Regions from separate parts of the Mus musculus genome. Here region 2 is linked to region 1. A link is a loop called in an ENCODE intact Hi-C map of the cell type or tissue named here. Cell type or tissue: heart. All regions are shown on one strand. Links, peaks and the distances in the headings refer to the core of each region. The heading gives the core; the rest is flanking DNA.

Evidence for each region. Peaks named below come from ENCODE experiments on the same cell type or tissue, not always from the same donor. Only the 100,000 strongest peaks of a DNase experiment are listed, where the experiment ranks them.
Region 2: it touches region 1 in a loop (2.0-fold over the local background); 6 of 42 quality-filtered maps call a loop at or near these places.

What each region holds. Positions count from the first base shown.
Region 1 is chr17:67,884,497-67,894,258 of GRCm38, reverse strand. Arhgap28 (Rho GTPase activating protein 28) reads left to right here. Exons shown (of 18, transcript NM_172964.4): 4 at 9,451-9,540. Among named protein-coding and RNA genes, the nearest start is that of Arhgap28, 110 kb to the left of the region's middle. In heart, for the core only: no CTCF peak of the experiment used is centred there; DNase peaks (open chromatin) are centred at 4,198 and 4,518.
Region 2 is chr17:68,005,627-68,015,388 of GRCm38, reverse strand. No RefSeq gene overlaps it. Among named protein-coding and RNA genes, the nearest start is that of Arhgap28, 6.4 kb to the right of the region's middle. In heart, for the core only: a CTCF peak has its summit at 5,111 (motif pointing right); no DNase peak of the experiment used is centred there.

The DNA of each region.
Region 1 (9,762 bases), core at 801-8,800:
TCTTTCAGGATGGAAGGATTGTTTTCTTCTCCAGCAGTAGAGTAAAGATGGCTTCTGTCCCCTGAAGGACTTTAGCTGTAGACTTCCTGGCAAGGATGTCTGCCAATGAAAAATTTGCCCTGATAGGTTCAATTCCCTGGGTTGCTTTTCGGTTGTTTCTGGGATCATATTGCAGTAGTCTTTACATTTCTGCCTACCTGCGTTCTTTACCAAATCTACTTCCAGCTACTTCAGACAGAGGTTTGGCTCTACTCGAGCAAACTGTGACGTAGAATGGATCTATGGGCACATCCTGAATCCTGTATGGAAAATGCCACCCATGGGCTCCTGTCTGGCTGCTTGTTCTCCACCTGGCAGTATTCGTTGGGAGTCTTGGGGACCTTTAGGAGGCAGGGGGCTGGTTGGTGGAAGTAGGTCACAGGGCCAGACCTTTGAAGATTATTCCTACCCCTTCCTGGTTCACCAAGAGACAGACAGGCTCTCTGTGTGTTTCTACCACCCAAAGCTGAACTATTCCACAGTGCCTTGCCTTCCATGATGGGCTGAAACCATCGGGCCAAATCACTGTTTCTTCTTTGAATTGTTACAGTTAGAATGTGCTCACAGACATGGAAGTAATTACTACCTTACTACTGAGCTAACACCAATACAAAATAGATCTAGAGCTCTTTGTGGCCATCGCCTTCTTTGATTCTGACCCTCTCTGAAGGGACATCTCTCTTTCAGTGCGGAAAGTTTACTTTCTCTCAGGTGCAGCCTGCTATTGACTGTTTCTTCCAGGCAGGTCAGTGTGCCTAGTTCACCACACACAAGAGACCTCAGAACCCTTTCTTCTCTCTGCCTTATGTCTTCAGGTATATCCCAGTTTCCGAGAGAAAGGGGAATGAGGGATGAGGTAAGGGGTAAGGGGCTGCAGACAAAAGAGGAGCCAAGAAGCCCACCCAGCATTGAATATGCTGCTTTAAAACTCCAGGCTGTTCCTTATCAGACAGGTGAAGGTCACACAAACCTGGTCTTTGAAAGACCACCTTTCGGGTATATATGGTCTGATGCTTTCCCTAAAAGATTTAAGCATCTTCTGTGAATAAAGAAACTTGGAACCTTGTAAGGAATGCACTGGGACTCTTTCAACTTCCTGTTTTAATTGAATGACATCAATACCAGTTTCCCCCCATCCCCTTGCTCAGCATCTGTCCAGGTTTGATTGGCCTCTCTTTCCTCCTCCTCCTTTCATTCTCCCTCCTCCCTCCTTCGTCCTCCCTCCCTCTGCGTTTTTTGACTCTGTGTCCCCTCTTTCCATTCATTCTTTTTTCTTTCTCACTTTGGTCTTTTCTCCCTCTTTTCTTTTCTCTTTTTCTTTGGAGTCATTTGCCAACATCGATTGAATATTCACCTATTATTTCCATTTCACTTCTCTAGTACACTTCTTTTTAATTATATATCCCTCCCATCTGAGTGCATGCACGTGTGCATACATGTATGTCTGCTGTCTGTGTGCCCGAATGCATGCATATGTGTTTTTGCACACACATGTGTGTTTCCTTGAGTGTGTGTTTCTATGTGTGTGTGTGTGCATGCGTGTGCATGTGTCTATATGTCTGTGTGCCCAAGTGCACATATGTGTTTGTATGTGTATTTGAGTGTACTTGTATGCATGTGGGTACTAAGGTGTGCTGTACTTGTAGAGGTCAGAGGGCAACATCCATGATTTTCTCCTAGCATGTGGATCCTGGGGAGTGAACTCAAGTTGTCAGCCTTGGCCACAGCCGCCTTTACATCTGAGCCAGCTCACTGTTCCAGAACCTCTCAGTTCCATAAGAAGGTTCTGCACTGATTTTTTTTTTCCATTTTTTATTAGGTATTTAACTCATTTACATTTCCAATGCTATACCAAAAGTCCCCCATATCCACCCACCCCCACTCCCCTGCCCACCCACTCCCCCTTTTTGGCCCTGGTATTCCCCTGTACTGGGGCATATAAAGTTTGCAAGTCCAATGGGCCTCTCTTTCCAGTGATGGCCGACTAGGCCATCTTTTGATATATATGCAGCTAGAGTCAAGAGCTCCGGGGTACTGGTTAGCTCATAATGTTGTTCCACCTATAGGGTTGCAGATCCCTTTAGCTCCTTGGCTACTTTCTCTAGCTCCTCCATTGGGAGCCCTATGATCCATCCATTAGCTGACTGTGAGCATCCACTTCTGTGTTTGCTGGGCCCCGGCATAGTCTCACAAGAGACAGCTACATCTGCGTCCTTTCAATAAAATCTTGCTAGTGTATGCAATGGTGTCAGCGTTTGGATGCTGATTATGGGGTGGATCCCTGGCTATGGCAGTCTCTACATGGTCCATCCTTTCATCTCAGCTCCAAACTCCGTCTCTGTAACTCCTTCCATGGGTGTTTTGTTCCCAAATCTAAGGAGGGGCATAGTGTCCACACTTCAGTCTTCATTCTCCTTGAGTTTCATGTGTTTAGCAAATTATATCTTATATCTTGGGTATCCTAGGTTTGGGGCTAATATCCACTTATCAGTGAATACATATTGTGTGAGTTTCTTTGTGAATGTGTTACCTCACTCAGGATGATGCCCTCCAGGTCCATCCATTTGGCTAGGAATTTCATAAATTCATTCTTTTTAATAGCTGAGTAGTACTCCATTGTGTAGATGTACCACATTTTCTGTATCCATTCCTCTGTTGAGGGGCATCTAGGTTCTTTCCAGCTTCTGGCTATTATAAATAAGGCTGCTATGAACATAGTGGAGCATGTGTCCTTCTTACCTGTTGGGGCATCTTCTGGATATATGCCCAGGAGAGGTATTGCTGGATCCTCCGGTAGTACTATGTCCAGTTTTCTGAGGAACCGCCAGACTGATTTCCAGAGTGGTTGTACAAGCCTGCACTCCCACCAACAATGGAGGAGTGTTCCTCTTTCTCCACATCCTCGCCAGCATCTGCTGTCACCTGAATTTTTGATCTTAGCCATTCTGACTGGTGTGAGGTGGAATCTCAGGGTTGTTTTGATTTGCATTTCCCTGATGATTAAGGATGTTGAACATTTTTTCAAGTGCTTCTCTGCCATTCGGTATTCCTCAGGTGAGAATTCTTTGTTCAGTTCTGAGCCCCATTTTTTAATGGGGTTATTTGATTTTCTGAAGTCCACCTTCTTGAGTTCTTTATATATGTTGGATATTAGTCCCCTATCTGATTTAGGATAGGTAAAGATCCTTTCCCAATCTGTTGGTGGTCTTTTTGTCTTATTGACGGTGTCTTTTGCCTTGCAGAAACTTTGGAGTTTCATTAGGTCCCATTTGTCGATTCTCGATCTTACAGCACAAGCCATTGCTGTTCTGTTCAGGAATTTTTCCCCTGGGTTCTGCACTGATCTTAAACATGGCTTTTGTCAGTGTACTTAACTAGTGAAGATATGCATTGAATAATTTGAAATTACATACTCAAACCCTATTAAATTTCTTAAAGTTTTCCACATCATATTCCAAGCTTAAATTCACCTTCTTTCAGAATTGCAATCTTCAGCCATCTGTCACGAGCCGTCCCTGGGAAGGCGCCACAGCTACGTCAGTGAGCTCTGCTCCTTCATTGAATAGGAGTCGAAGCATTTTTATTTTTATTCTTGGGATCTGAAATTGTACCAGCTCCACATTTTTTGCAATATCTATCATGTCTGCATTAAATGAAAACTTTGAGCACTAACAAATAGTTAAACAAATATAAACCTTTTCGCTGGCGCATGGCCTCCTGAGCACCTGTTGGAAGGTCTTTGGGGTTGGACTGATCTCTGTGTCTCTTGACTCTTTTCTTTTAATTTCCAGGGATTTGTTTGCTTGTTTGTTTGTTTATTGTTTATTGTTTGTTTTGCATTCTTGAAAATCCCATGAACCTCATTAGTGAAAGTCAGTCATTTGGCCGTGGTTGAATTTGTGCTTTGAAATTCCATGAATTTTCAGAGTTTAATACTCATTTATCTGTGGACAGTCTCCCTTCCTTTGATTTCTCTTTCATGAGAGTAATCTGTCCTTTGGTGACCTTGGTTTTGTGCACAGGGATTACGTCTCAGGGCTCACACAGGCCAGGGAAGCACTCCTCTGTGCTCCTTCCCCCACGACAATGACCAATTAGCTGTGTGAGGACAGCCGCTCAGAGCTTAAACTCCAAAGGCCTGCGCTTTTCTGTGAGCTGTTTCCTTCCAGGTCCTGTGCTTATTTTTAGAGTCATTGTTTTTCATTTCCATTGTTACTGTTAAATCGATTTTCATCCCTGGCTGTGGATGTGCGCTTCTCGATGGAAGACGACATTGATTGCTTGTGCTTACTTTGGGTAGTGCTTGCTCCTTGCATACTTGGATGGATCTGCTCTCTCACCGAAACGCTGAAATGTAAAGGACCTGTGACTGTCGGTGGACAAGTGTGTCACCTGTTACATTTCTCTTACAGTCATGTGACATCGACGCCTAAGTGACAAGATGCCTGAAGAACATTGTTTCCTTCACAGGCAAAGCAAACTTCCTCTTTTGTACTGTTGTCCTTATTTGCCAAAAAGCCCCAGCCGAGGTATAGTTCAGCTGTCCTGCCGTCCGTCCATGGGCACAACTTCCTTATCTGAGCAGCCACGGCACCGCCATTGAAGGGCACAGTCACCTGGGTTTGCTGTTCAGCATTCCAGCAGGGAAAGGCATTGTGTCACCCTTTACCAAGAAAAATGAGTTTCTGTTTTCACCACCGTTTTGAATTGGGTTGTGTTCCGAACTTTGTAAAATTTCTTTCTGAATGTGAGGGTTTGGGGCTAAGCGTTTAACTTCTGTTCTTTTGGCTCTTGTGTCATCTTCCAGGTTGAGGATTTTCCAACATTATTAAGCTATTTTGGAGGTTTGGGGGCTCAGTATTGCTCTCCTCAGTCTTCTGTGGTGCCTTTTTCCAGGCTGGGAATTTCCCTACGTTAGGAATTTTTTTTTTTTCTTTTTAATCTTCCAGGAACTTCCTATGAGTTTTTTTCTGCTGATGAAATGTGGAGTGCTTTCCAGATCTAAGCTTTCAAGAGCTACTGTATCTCCTGGTGCTGGGTTTGATTGGCAGGGGAGGGAGACAATAGTGTGTGTGTGTGTGTGTGTGTGTGTGTGTGTGTGTGTGTGTGTATGTGTGTGTGTGTGTGTGTGTGTGTGTGTGTGTATGTGTGTGTGTGTGTGTGTGTGTGTGTGTGTGTGTGTGTGTGTGTGTATGTGTGTGTATATATGTATGTGTTGTTCACTTGATCCAATTCTCTTGTACTGATTCACTAGTTACTTTAAAACCTAATTTGTTTTTCTACCCCTTTCCAAAGGAATCTCTAATCTTTGCTGGAAACAGAAAACATGGTCAGGCCGGCTGAGGAAGAACGATTTTTATGGGCCCTAATACATTTTATGATTTCACTAAATAGGGAGTAAATTAGTTTTCCAGCACTGTCCTGTAATAAAGGAATAAGGGTTTGGCTCTTGTTTTAGTACAGCCATGATATTCTAAGTCAAAAACTGCCAAGCCCACTCTGGATGATTAGCACATGGTCTGTACACAAAGGTGTCCGTTGCTCTAGGGTTTGGAAAACATGAATAAATATTCTTTTTCAAGAACATTTAAACGAGGAAGCCATTGATCTAATTTATCCCCAATTTCATAATTGATAAACATTTAGGTAAAAGGCAGAGCTAACTGGTAATCAGCTCTACAGATACAGTCATGCAGTATGCCTTTGTGTACTGTATTATATATAGTTTGTGTGTACATGGGACTGCATATATGGCACTGCATGTAATGGCACTGGAAATGCTGAGCTGAAGTACTAGATAGGACTTTTTCTCTTTTTAAGTGGAGCTGGAGGTAGGTAGTCCCTCTCCTTGCCAGGAACTTGGCTTCCCTGTGTGCTTCTATGCTGCCACCGCTCACAGCCCTCGCCAACGTGCCGACACGTCAGATGGGCTACCGCAGGCACCGTATCCACGTTCCTGGCAGTTCCTGGAATTTCATCGATGGCTCTGTCCTTCCAATCTCAGCTTCCCTGGAAATCCTTCTTGGGAGAATTCCAGATACCTCCTGGCTCAGAGCTACACCATCCTTAGCTTCAAAGGAACCTGAGATGCTGGGCTTTTGTTTTTTGTTTTAACTAGACATAGAACTTCTGGGGAGAAAAATCAAGATACCGTTTATGAACACAGAAGACTGGAGACTAGGAAGACAGCTGACAGTGCCTTCTACAAAGAAAAATGCACATTTTCCAACGTCTGTAGAATTTAATCTGATCTCAATATTGATAGGCAAATGGCTAACTGCAGGTATGACTGGGTATACAGCCATATTTATGGATGTCTCTCTCAGACTTCATGACTGTGAAGCTATGTCTCATAACCCATGATTGCCTGCACAGGTCAATTCTGTGAGTCTGACTAGAATCAGAGAGGTCATTTCTGTGCGAAAATGCACTTTAACTTTTTCCTCAGGATTCAAATGATTTTTGTTATATACCAGGTCATTTTCATAAAAAGTTTGGGATGCAGGTCTGAATGAAGAAACAATGTCAGTTATCCCTAGGGATAAAAAAATGGTCTTTGGTAAGGTAAAGGAAGTTGGGCATCAGGAAGTTTGCAGGATTTTTTTTCCTAATCAGGTAACCTTGGGGGAGAATGTTTATTTACTTTGAAACAACGAAGAAGAAGAGACTCAAACTAAGGCATAAGTAATCTGATAGTGTATGTATACGTGTGATGTTCCCACACACCACTTGAGGGCAAGTCTTTTGTTGACTTCCTCCTATCACCCAATAGTACTTTAGTTCTCCTCAATAGACCTATAGCATTTCTCTTGTTTTCTAAGGGTAAATACCATGTGGGAGGCACACTTGAGTGTGTATGCATGTGCTGGAGGCAGCCTTGAGTGTGTATGCATGTGCTGGAGGCACATGGAAGTGGATATGTATGATGTAGGGGGCACTCCTGTTTCGGTGTACATGTAAGTTGACCATGGGACTTCTGTGCTGTAAAGGAGAAGAGAATGACTTGATGTCTGCTCTGTGTAGAACTGGTGTTTTGCTTGCATTCTGCCATTCTCTTTCACGGAATCCAGAATAACATGGCAGTGGTGTTTGCTTTGACCCTTGTGTTGGAAAGCTGCCCCAGCTCAGAACCTGCCCCCAAAAGGTAGCCCACTTCACTTGGGTGCCTCTCAGACTAAACATAGCTGCAGACGGCTGTCAGTACTCAGGCAGGGAATGGCTCTGGGTGGCCTCTCCGCTGAGAAGCACTTTGCCGTCCACTGTCCTGTGAATCGCTCGCTTGCCCCTTCTGTTCTTCTCTCTGGACTCGTTTGCTTGTTTGATTATTTACGGATTTCTTTTTATGGTTGAAAGCAGTGTGATGCGATTCTTTGGCTCAGAATGCCTGTAACACCACCAGCTAGTTTTCCAGGAATTTCTATCCACTTCTGAAGGTTGGTGGACCACTGTGTGGGATCCAGTGCCATCTGGGATCTGTTTGGTTGCTTTAGAGACCTAATTTTCTAAAGCTCAGGCTGGCCTCAAATGTGCTATGTCACTAAGGATGGCTTTGAGATCCTGATCCCCTGCCTCTGCAGACCATGGTGCCCCGCTTAGATCTGTCCTTATAAAGATATATTCTATCTGAGAGTGACAAGACTTGGGGGGGCGGTGCTCATTCTTCATCCCGAACCACTTCCTGCATTGCCTCATGAGCAGCGTCTCCACTTGCAAACTGGTGTTTTGTTTTGTTTTGTTTCCCACTAGGTACATTGTGGGGAGGCTTATGGAAACTGCAGTTTCTAAGATTGGACAGAACAGCTTTTGATTGCTGTGATGTCTAGTATGTTTCGTTTTTCAGAAAGTTGATTCAACCACAGAATATAATATTTATTTCTTACTGGGGTGATGATGGCTTTTTGAGAAAATTTCAAAGTCTTGGAGTGTATTCTTTATGAGCTCCACAAAGCCAGCGTCCTTTGCACATAGAAATCTTAGCTGCCAATACACTTCATACATCACAAAAACTGGTGACTCTGCAGTCTCCCGTAGGTGGAGATGAAATATATGGCTCAGTATTATGAGTTTATGAAGTTCTCAGTCTAGTACTAATTTCTTAATTGGATAAAAAAAAGATTTGCCTCCACTTGATATGAATATACAAACCCTTGTGGGATGCAACCATACATCCAGTTTTGTTTATTTGTTACTTATTCAAATATACATTGTGGCTTTATTCAGCCATAAAAATGTGGAATTGAGTGAGTCCTTTACAGGAAACAGATGGAAGATGAAGATTACAGTGTTATATGAAGTAGGCCAGATTCATAAAGACAAATATCAAGTATTTTCTGTTAAGTTCAGTTTTGAAGCAGCATGCTTTTATTAGTCAGCTGGGTCCTGACAGGGTTAGGTTTTACCTTTGGCTTTAAAGGCTCAAGGTTGGAAGGCCAAGGCCATGGCAGCCAAACATCAATCTGCCAGAATTCATCTTTCAATTCTGTTCCCCTTAGAATTGAGGAGATTGCATAGATTTGTAGGGTATGTGATACCCAGGAAACACATCCGTGTCCCCAGAGTAGCACCAAGGGCAGCTGCCCTTTGCTACTGTGTGGATTCTTCTTTATCGTACCCTTTACCCGCCCTGGGTTCACCCCCTACCATTAGCTAGGAGAGAAACAAGGATAGAGGGGAGAGAGACTTCGGAATCTAATTTCTTTCCAGAAACCACCCACCCTGCCTCTCTGGGCCCTTTATTTATGCACCGCACGAGAAGTTCTCGGAATTTCAAATGTCACACAATTGCAGAAATTATCTGCAGCTGGCAAAACCATGCCTCTGCTAGAGCATGAGGCAAATCATGGTCAGCTGCCGCAGACAGTCTGAAGCAGCCCCACATCCCACACCTGGGGTTAGAATGAAAGCACATTCTTATACTACTTCTGTGGTTTTTAAGGATAGCAAGATTCCAGAGTTCTCAAAAATGTCCCAACAAAGTGCTTGGTTCCCTCTGTTGTAGGAAGATCTATTAAGCTTTCTGAACAATCCTCCAAATAGAATTTTATTTTCTTCCTGCTAGATATAAGCATCACACAGTAACATTGAGTCTTTAGGAGGACAGCATCATAGAATGAAATCATGATATCCAAACACTTAAAGAAGAGAAGAGAACATGGACAGGCAGCTGGCAGTGCCTGGCTTTGGAGTAATTCTGTTGTGGGTTCATAGTATTTGGTAAGATCATTGATGAATTGGTAAGTGCCCTATAAACACAGGTGGCCATGAGCTCTGTGAGTCTTTATGCAGTTATATGAATCACATGTAAGCATGTTTGTATGTATATGAGCTCTAATGTAATGCATGATATAATGCATAGCCATGTTTGCATCATCGATAAGCTGGAGAAAAATGACTTTCACTTCTTTTCCCTAGCCTAGTGATTCTTGTGAGCATGCTACTCAGTTGGACGGTACCAAGGAAGAAAAAGATCTGCCAGGAGTTACCAAGACAAGCAGACCTCTGGTAAGTTATGGGGGGTGGGGGTGGGGATACGAATGAAGCCATTTGTTCAAGAAAGCCATCCATGCCGAACTTTAAAATGGTGCAGTGTGTTTGAAGTGGTGGGACAGTGGCATCTGTTAACATACCTGATCAGTCTCTACTTCTCATCAGTTTCTAAGAAAAGCATTCAGCAGTGAGCCAGCCCAAGTTAATAGGTAAATATACAACTACACATTCTATAAA
Region 2 (9,762 bases), core at 679-8,678, 120 kb before region 1:
TCAACCTGTCTCTATGCTCTGTCTACCCTCAGCACTGTAATTCCAAGTATACAACAACAACCTAGATTTTTACATGGATTGTAGGGGATCTGAACTGAGCTACTCATGCTTAGGCAGCAAGCTCTTTACCCTTTGAAGTGTCTCTCCTAACTAGGTCCTTTCTTGTCCACAAATCCACAGTCATCTCTGCATCCTGGAGCTTTTGTGTCTGAGGTCTGGACTATGCAAGTAAGTAGCTTTCTCTATATTGCATTCTCTGGGTCATTGCTTAGGCTTAGAGATGATAATTGGGCCAAAGTGGAACCTCTGTTAGATCTCCACCCCAAGATTATCTTTTCTTCTTTCCCTGTACCAGGAGTCCAGACAGAGATGGCAAGTAGCCAGGTTGCAATCACAGAATCTGCTTGCTATACCTTGAGGATAAGAAGACACAACACTGAGATGCCAAGGTTTCTACTCGCAAATGTTCACAATGTGTGGGAAGACACCTGTCTTCATTACTTTGCTGTCTTTTTTTTGTTGTTGTTGCTGTGACCAAATACCCTGACAAAAGTCACCCCAGGGCTCAAAGGTTGTACTCCTTCATGCTAGTGAAGTCAAGAAGCAGGAGCTTGAGACAGATGCTTGCATTTTATCCAGGATCAGGCAGAGTGCACTGAAAACACTTTTTGAGTTGGTCAAGATTCTAACCTAGGGAATGGTGCCGCTCATAGTGGGCAGGTCTTCTCACCTCAGTTAACTCAATCAAGATATCTCCACACAGGCCCACAAGCAAGCCCAGAGACCCAGCTCCTAGGTGATTATAGACATCACCTAGTGGCTATACAACTCAAGAAATGATAACTCCTTCCACAGCAGTCATGAGCAGGCACTAGAGGCTCAGGCAGAGGTGGGGTCTCATGGGTACCCAGGACTGTTATTTTTATATTCATCACTTCTCAGGGAAAATGGTGGCCTAGAGAGGTTAACTCACCCAAAGGTATAAACCTAGGAAAAAGTTGGGGTGTTATCTCACTCAGGTCATCTGACACCAGGGTCCAGGAACTTACATACCTCTTAGTCATTCAGGATAATCTCTCCAACATCAAGAACTAAATAAGAAGTAAAGGATACCACATTGTGTTTGATGATGTACTAGGTATACGACACTAGTTACAGCATTTGTAATTATGATGTCTTCTCCCATTTTCTCATTCTAACTGGGTGGGGATAAGTGAGTTTGGATTTATACCCTGCTTTGAAAGTCTGGATGCAAGATGATGATCGTTAAAAATTGTGACAGTGTGCTTCCTAAAAACTTGACAGTTTTTTGCCCTTATATAAATGGGATGAACCTCAGGTTGGATTTGATGAAACTATCACTTGTGGGAAGCAACGGTCACTTGAGATCTGGCAATTTAAAAAAAAAAAAAAAATTCTCCAAAGTGACTGAGAAGATGCTTAAGATGATGAGCTATCCGAGAGGGAATTATGAGGGCTTTCACAGCAACACTTCAGAGAGCCCAGAGCCCCTTTGTTCTGTATTCATCTCAGCAGCTGATGGGAGAAAGGCTGCATTTCCTAAATTAGAGAAAACCTGTTACCTGCAGATTGCAAATCTTGTCCAAAGAAAATAGGACTGTGAAGGTGATTCTACTGGTAACAATTTTCCAGCAGTCATTTAGATCTCGTATAAGTTTTTCCTCCTGCAGCTGGTTTTCCTTTCTCCCCCACCCCCATCTCTCTGTCTCTTTCATTTTGACAAGGTCTTGCTATCTAGCCCGGGGCCAGTGTCTAACTCAAAATCCCCCTGCCTCAGATAGGAAGTCTGGAAACTTCTGATTTCTTGCTCCAATGGTTCTGATAAAGAAGGCTGTGCTTGGTGGTGCTGGGGCCTTCCTGGGTGGAATATTTGGATGCAGCTGTTGACTGGAAAACCTAAGTATCAACTATAGGATCAAGATTGAGAGATAACATATACAGCTTTCTGTGGTGCTCTGCTCATTTATGAACGTACTCATTCCTGATTCTCTTATTAAACCTAAATGTATAAGTTTGTGTCTTGAGATCGTATATGCCAAACACCGCTCTAGTGTATGAAGTTGCAACCAGAACAAAATATACCGTGATTACTTTCTCGGTTGTAGTTTTCAACAGGAAATTATACCCTGAGTGGGGGGCTTCAGCATGGGTTCTCTAGGGAAGCCTCACAAAGAGACCGTTTAAGAGAACCACAGGCTCACAGGCTCATGGCTCACAGGTGAGAAAGCAATTGTCCTCTCCTAGACTTGAAGGTTCAGTTCTACAGCTACAGTGACATTTAGCATGACAAGTCTGTCTTCAAGGTCCCTCAACCTTCTCTTCTCTTAAGACCAAGACCGCTGGGCAACGCTGTCTAGGATGTCTGAGACACAGGAAGGACTGGCCTTGTGATCCTATTTCATAGTAACAACAGTGCCTAAGGTGTGCTCTTGTTTACAGGTATAGAAGTGTACTGGACTGACACTGGGTTGCTTTAGCGACTGGGGGGCTGGCTCCATTAGTCTTCTCCGTACCGGATGCTGTGCTAATCCCAGAAGCCTCTGAGAACCCCAACTGCAAATGATGAGTTGGAACACCAGCATTGTTAGTGGGGATGTCTCTTCGGGGCCACAACCATACCGTGGCCAACTGGGCTGGATGGCAATGCATACTAACCAGGTATGCCACTCTGCAGTGTCCTATGTGACAGACAAGCCTCTATTTCCTGTTATTTCTTGTTGTTGCTCTATGTCAGAAGATGGCTTCTGTTAACACATTTCACAGTAGGAATAGTTAGCCTCTGGAGGACACTAAAAACCCCTTACTGTTGGACTCATGGTATTTGGGGCTTGTTAAATTCCCCCTGGAATCTTTCTTGGGTATTTCTAACAAAATCACAGTTACAAGAATAACTTCTTAGATGTATAACTATAGTGAAAATGGAAGTGTTTGTTGAACCTTATATATAATGTATGAGAAGAATCCTATTGTTCTTTGTTACAGATAAAAGAGACAGCATCACAAAGTCTCTGGTAAAGAAGTGGTGCTCTCTCCTTTGTCTGTCCTCATCCAAGCCTTCATTCCCTCCACCACACGGCCTTAAACATCCCTTGGAGAAACATGCTTTCAAATTACACTTTCAATTCTCCAGGACCAAGAGACTCCATTCCTGTCATGGAAATATTACTGAATGGTGTCCTCTGTACCGTGCTTGAGGTCTGAGTTCGATGATATAGATTGGAACCCTCCTTTTCTTATTTTAAAACTCCAGGATCGCTTGATTTACAAACACTGTCAGGAATATAGCACTCTTACTATTCTTCAGGGCTCCATTCAGACAAAACTTGAAAGTGGACCTGGCTCTCTTTTCTCCGAGCAGGACTTTCTACAGCACAGCTCTCTTCCCAGACCTCGACACCATCACCCACGTGAAAGGGCCTCTTTGCCAGTGGTGCCAGGCTGATCCTCACTGCCTGAGGTGTCACCAAATCCTGTTCCAGTAAACACCAGATCGGTGGCATCTAGATCGGTGGTATGTGGGAGCACCAGATGTCCTCTGTCATCTGTGTGATCTTGGGTAGTACCTTACTTGGACAGTAAGCAGCTGGTCTGTTAGGACCGAGTGTCTCCACACTCAGCAACTGCCAAGTGGAGGATAAGTTTGTGGCCCAAGCACAGTGTTTATATGATGCAAGGTTCTTAGTCCCTGTATCCTGAGAAGAAGGCAGGGAAATTTAGAATCCATGGATTTTGTAAGAAACAGCCAGCATGACTGTCTTCTGGCATTGCTTTCTTCTTCTTCTTCTTCTTCTTCTTCTTCTTCTTCTTCTTCTTCTTCTTCTTCTTCTTCTTCTTCTTCTTCTTTTTTTTTTTTTCCAGCTGCGACCTTCAAATCTCTGCTATCCCCTGGGTATTTCTGAAACATTCTTTCCTGTCTTAATTAGCCAGGTTTCTGTGGCTGCAACCCAGGAACTCTCATAATGAGCCTTGGCTTTCTGTTGGCCAAAGTGCATGCTGCATCTATCCTGAAGCCACTCCCATACCAGCTCCTACATCCATATCACATTTCGTTCTAGGTCAGGATATCTATCACACTCAGGGTTGCTGCTAAGCAGTCGGGCAACAGACCTCTTACAATGAGCTAGCAACAGAGAGAGGGACTGCCTAAATCCATTTCCCAGCTCTAACTCCAGACATCTGTGTGAATCCTTATTCACACAGCTATGGAAGCTATTGTCAACAGCTGCTGAATCTCATCATGGTCTTTCTCTCAGCTTCTGGATGCTGGCAGTAGTCTTTATTCTTTCCCTGCATTCACTCTGCTCTGAAGGAGAGTGGTGTCTTAGGGTTTTACTGCTGTGAACAGACACCATGACCAAGGCAACTCTTATAAGGACAACATTTAATTGGGGCTGGCTTACAGTTTCATAGGTTCCGTTCATTATCATCAAGGTGGGAACATGGCAGCATCCAGGCGGGCATGGTGCAGAAGGAGCTGAGAGCTCTCCATCTTCATCTGAAGGCTGCTAGCAGAATACTGGCCCCTAGACAGCTAGCATGAGGCTCTGAAAGCCCACACCCACAGTGCCACGCCTACTCCAAAAAGACCACGCCTACTCAACCACTCCCTGGGCGGAGCATATACAAACCATCACAGGTGGGGAGCATCGGAGCTGTGGGTCAGAGGAGTAAGGATTATTAAATGCAAACTCCAGGGGTCAGACCGGCTATCAAAAGTCAAGTAGATTCTAATTTGCCCAGCCTGGGACCCTGGCAGATTTCCTGTCAGGAACTCAGGATAAAGTTTAAAGCTCTTCCAAGGCTCAGATTCACCCAGGGTCAGAAAAATGCCTGTTTTCTTAACTTTAATACTCTTTGCTCTCCACTTTGAATTATCCAGCAAAGCGGCCTTCTTAGATCTTTTCTGGGACCTTTTCCCAGTCTACACTATAGTGCCTTTATTCTAATGTCTCCAACTGCCGACGTCTAATTAACAATTTTAAAAAACCTGTCATTCATCTTTTAGAATGACTTCTTTTCTCACCCTCTTTTTGTTTTTTTAAATTATTTATTAAATGTATGAGTGAGTGTTCTGCTGCACGTACACCTGCAGGTCAGAAGAGGGCGCCAGATCCTATTTCGGATGGTTGTGAGCCACCATGTGGTTGCTGGGAATTGAACTCAGGACCTCTGAAAGAGCAGCCAGTGCTCTTAACTGCTGAGCCATCTCTCTAGCCCTTTGGATGATTTCTTAAAGGTTTAATTTTATTTTTAATTTTGCCTCTATGTAGGTCTGTGTACCACCTGCATGCAGTTTCTGAAGAGGCCAGAAGATGGGGTCAGATCCCTGGAACTGAAGTTACAGATGGTTGTGAGCTACCCTGTGGGTGCTAGGGATCTAACTGGGGTCCTATTGAACGACGTATAGCATGACAAATATAGAACTGACAAACGATTTCTCTAGATGAAATGCTAAAATTCCTCCCATGAGTGGTGGTGGTGATAGTAGTGTGTGTGTGTGTGTGTGTGTGCATGTATACCAGTATGAGTGCATGTGGGTGAATATACATGTGTGTGTACAGGTGTGCAGAGATCAGAGTATCTTCCATCACTACATACTTTATGGTTTGAGACAGGGTCTCTCACTGAATGTGGAGCTCATCAATTCAGCTAAGGTAACTGGCTCCTGAGCCCCAGGGATCTTCCTGACTTTGTCTCCACAGGATTTGGATTGAGGAGGTGTTCCACCACACCAGCTTTTTACATGGACACTGGGAATGCAATAGCAGGTCTGTCTGCTACTGTGGCACACTCTCTGTGGCACCATTCCCCCAGCCCCGGGAAATGCATTCTTTGATGAGTTATTTCTTTAGCCATGTCTATGGCCGATATTTCCTCCCCCACCAGCCTGGGTCTATTAGGAGTGATTTATTTCCAATCAATAATGATTCAATTTATTTGCAGAAGTCCCTTATGTGACTCAGTTATGTCCGTCACATAAATAACTCATTGTGACTTGGCTGACTGGCTCTCATGGTGATATAATCTGCTTAACCCAATTACCAGATTGATCATAGAGCCCAGAATGGTTAATGAAGAAAAATAGCTCCAATCTCTCTTTAGAAACAGATGCCAAGGAAGTAATAGAGAAAGTCAGAGTGCTCGTAAAATTATGTCATTGTGAGAATATTCAGAAAAAGAAAGTTGTATGATTTGAGTAGTGACAATCAATGTTTAGAAATAATTAAGAGGAACCGTTTAGGATTCATTATCTTAACAGAGGATGTAGAATTTACACACCTTTTAGATACTTTAAAAAATACTTGTCTTGGGCTGGAGGGGCATATATTAAATGGTAGAGTGTTTGATGAAACACTGGATTCGACCCCAGCAGCACATGCCTGAGCATGCTGGTACATGCCTATAATCCTGGCGGCACTGGAGGGTCACAAGTTCAGGGTGTACGTTGAAAGTTTAACAAAGCCAGCCTAGGATACCAGGTAGTGTCTTAGGAACAAAAATAAGCAACAACAACAAAAACAAACTTGTTTTATTAAAGTGTTTCTTCTCCATCTAAACATGTTTGCGAACTCATCTGTTTCAGTCTTTCCAGAGGATTTGGGGTCCCAGTGAGGTGAAGTGAGCATGGCCAGGACCCTCTCTCTGCATTACAACTGGGTCTTCATTTCCTGAAGATCAGGGCACTAGATGACTATCCAAGCAGCACTTCTGTCAGATAGGCAGTAAGGCCAAGAGGGGCACGTCCCTTTTGTCCATGTGAAGGTTTTCATTAAATGTCCTGTTTTCCTCCATTTCCTTATAGAACTGGACATGCTGGGTTGTCTCTATACCTTGGAATCGTCAAAGCTGGGGCACCCTGCTATTCACTGATGTTTGGACTCCAAGGATACTTCTGGAAGGCTTGAAAGGGAGACCCCAGTGACTGGAATAATAAGAGAGAAGGAAGTGAATGCGCATTTATCAAGTGTGTATGATACTGTCTTAGTTAGGGTTTGTATTGCTGTGAGGAAACACCGTGGCAGAAAAGGAAGTTGGGGAGGAAAGGGTTTATTTGGCTTACACTTCCACAGCACTGTTCATCATAAAAGAAAGTCAGGACAGGAACTCAAACAGGGCAGAATCCTGGAGGCAGGAGCTGATGCAGAGGCCATGGAGAAGTGGAACTTACTGGTTTGTTCTCATGCATTGCTCAGCCTTCTTTCTTATAGGTCCCAGGACCATCAGCATACGGATGGTGCCACCTACTGTGGGCTGAGCCCTTCGCCATCAATCATTAATTAAGAAAATGCTCTATAGCTGGATCTCATGGAGGCATTTTCTCTATTTAGGTTCCCTCCTTTCAGATAACTCTAGGTTGTGTCAAGCTGACATCCGACTGGCCAGCACAGTTACGTTTACTAGTGTAACAGAAGTTTTAAAAGATAAGCTCTTTGCTTTTCTACCAATTTTGGTCAGTTCTCACATTTCAAATGAGGAATGAGAACAGTCTCATCAGTAAGTGGCAATCCTATTATCCAGACCCAGACTTGAATCTCTGGCCTTTTTGACTGTTCTCTTCTGTTCATTGAATAAGTGGAGTCTTGTTGCACCCAGGGTCCCCATATTCTGCAGATCTCTGATGGCTCTTCATGTCCACCTATTGACAGAGCTACAATAAATACAAAAAAAAAAAAAAAAAAAAAAAAACCCTGTTAATCCTCAATGCATTCTAAGAGCAGATAATGAGAATAAATTATACATACCCCTATACAGAAATAACTATGTGTCCAAAAAAATAAATGTAATTACCACTTAATTATTTTTATGTTAGTGGTATATAACCTTTAGCATACTAAGTAGGTTTATGAGAAGTTACACAAGGAAACATAAATTAAGCCCTACTTATTTACATCAAGTAAGGAAGTGTGCATTTTACATCTCAGGAAACCTTTTCTGTTAACACTTAAGAGCCTGGATTCAGACCTCAGAAATCCCGGAATAAGGTTGAGCGATGCTTTATCCTGGCCTGGGGTCCACAGTCCGGATGTAACTTGGTGCTGAGAACACTCGCTGAAGCATCTGTGGGCTGATGTTTTGACATCTACAGCAGAATAGAACCCTGATGCAAGGTAAGTTCCTTTCTTTCAAATGTGCAGAAACAGGTCTACAAACTAGCATGTTGCTCGGAGCCCCATGTTTTGCCGGTGTTGGGCTGGTGTGGACACCCATGTTTCCTGATTCTAAGCCCAGTACTTGGCACAGGAAACTCAAACTTGCTTCCATTTACCCTGTCTCCAACAAACAGGAAGTCCTATTTCAGAACGAATGCCCATGGTCCACTGTCCAGATAACTTTATCTTCCCGAAGGTCCTCGTGTGGACTCACTCCACAACCCGGCGAGTTGTCACTGCCCTAAGCTGTCATCCCTAGCCTGAAGGTCTTTTTGTTTTCAACCCTTGTCCCCACCTCTTCTCTTTCAATCCTGAGGATCAATTAGAATCAAACTCAGGGTCATGAGCCACATGCCAGACAGGTGTCCCACCTCAGAGCTCAGGCCCCCAAATGGATTTCATGGTGTCTATATTACTAAACTTGTTTAGGCTGAAAATTATTCACTGAGAAAACACTTGTACAGACCAATTTTTGTCTTTAGTGGAAAGCAGGACTATTCCAGTGCGGCCACATCAGCAGTTTCACTTAAGGGATTCTGCCCCACAAAGATTCTCCGGCAGGCCGATGTCTTGATGGAAGGATCATGCAGCACAGGTGATAAGGACAGCTTAGCAAGAGAGGGACTGTCTCTAAAGTTGTACCCATAGTAAAGGAAGAAGTATGTCGTGATTCAGGAACACTTAGCCATCACCACCCCTAGGTCTGTCTACCAAGTAGTGGTTACTAGACTCCAGAGAGCAGCATACAGCTACCATCAAGGTCACAGCTTCAGAGAGAAGAAACACCCCCTCCCTGTAGCAAATCAGACCGAGGATTGGTGCACACAACCTTTCTCCCCATCTCTCTAGATTTCCTGCTGGTTTCTCTCTTGTGTTACAGATGACCCGATCCAGCCCTTAGAGACTATAAGTCACATCAGGTCGGACAATCTGAAGGGTTAATGGAAGGAGCTTGAGTAACACATTGTGCCACACAACATGTGCAGTCTGGCATCTTTTTGCAACCTGAAAACTCAAGGATGCTGACAAAAGCTGTACTTTGTAGCTCACACACAAAAAATGGAAGTACACAGAGAACTTGTTTTTGTTGCTCGATTCAGTGCTATGAAGCAATATGAGTCACTTGGAAAAATCCCTTGGCTAGCTTGAAAGCTAAGAACCACTACCCTGAAGAGTACTATCTACTTTACCAATCCACTTGTATTCCAGCCATTCATTTCATTCATTCATTCATCCATTCATTCATTCATCACCAAGCCTTCTGACCTAGGTAGGGTTACTATTACTGGAATGAAACACCATGAGCAAAAGCAACTTGGGGAGGAAAGGGTTAATTTCCCTCCCAGTTCCAGTTCACAGTTCTTCATCAAAAGCAGTGAGGGCAGGAACTCAAGCAGGGCAGGAACCTGGAGGCAGGAGCTGAGGCAGAGGCCATGGAGGGGTGCTGCTCTCTAGCTTGCTCACCACGGCTTCTTCAGCATGCCTTCTTTAGAACCTAGGGCCACCTTCCCAGTGCCAGCACCACTCACAATGGGCTACCCCCACTCCCCCAGTCCCTAGTTAAGAAAACACTCTACAGGCTTGCCTACAG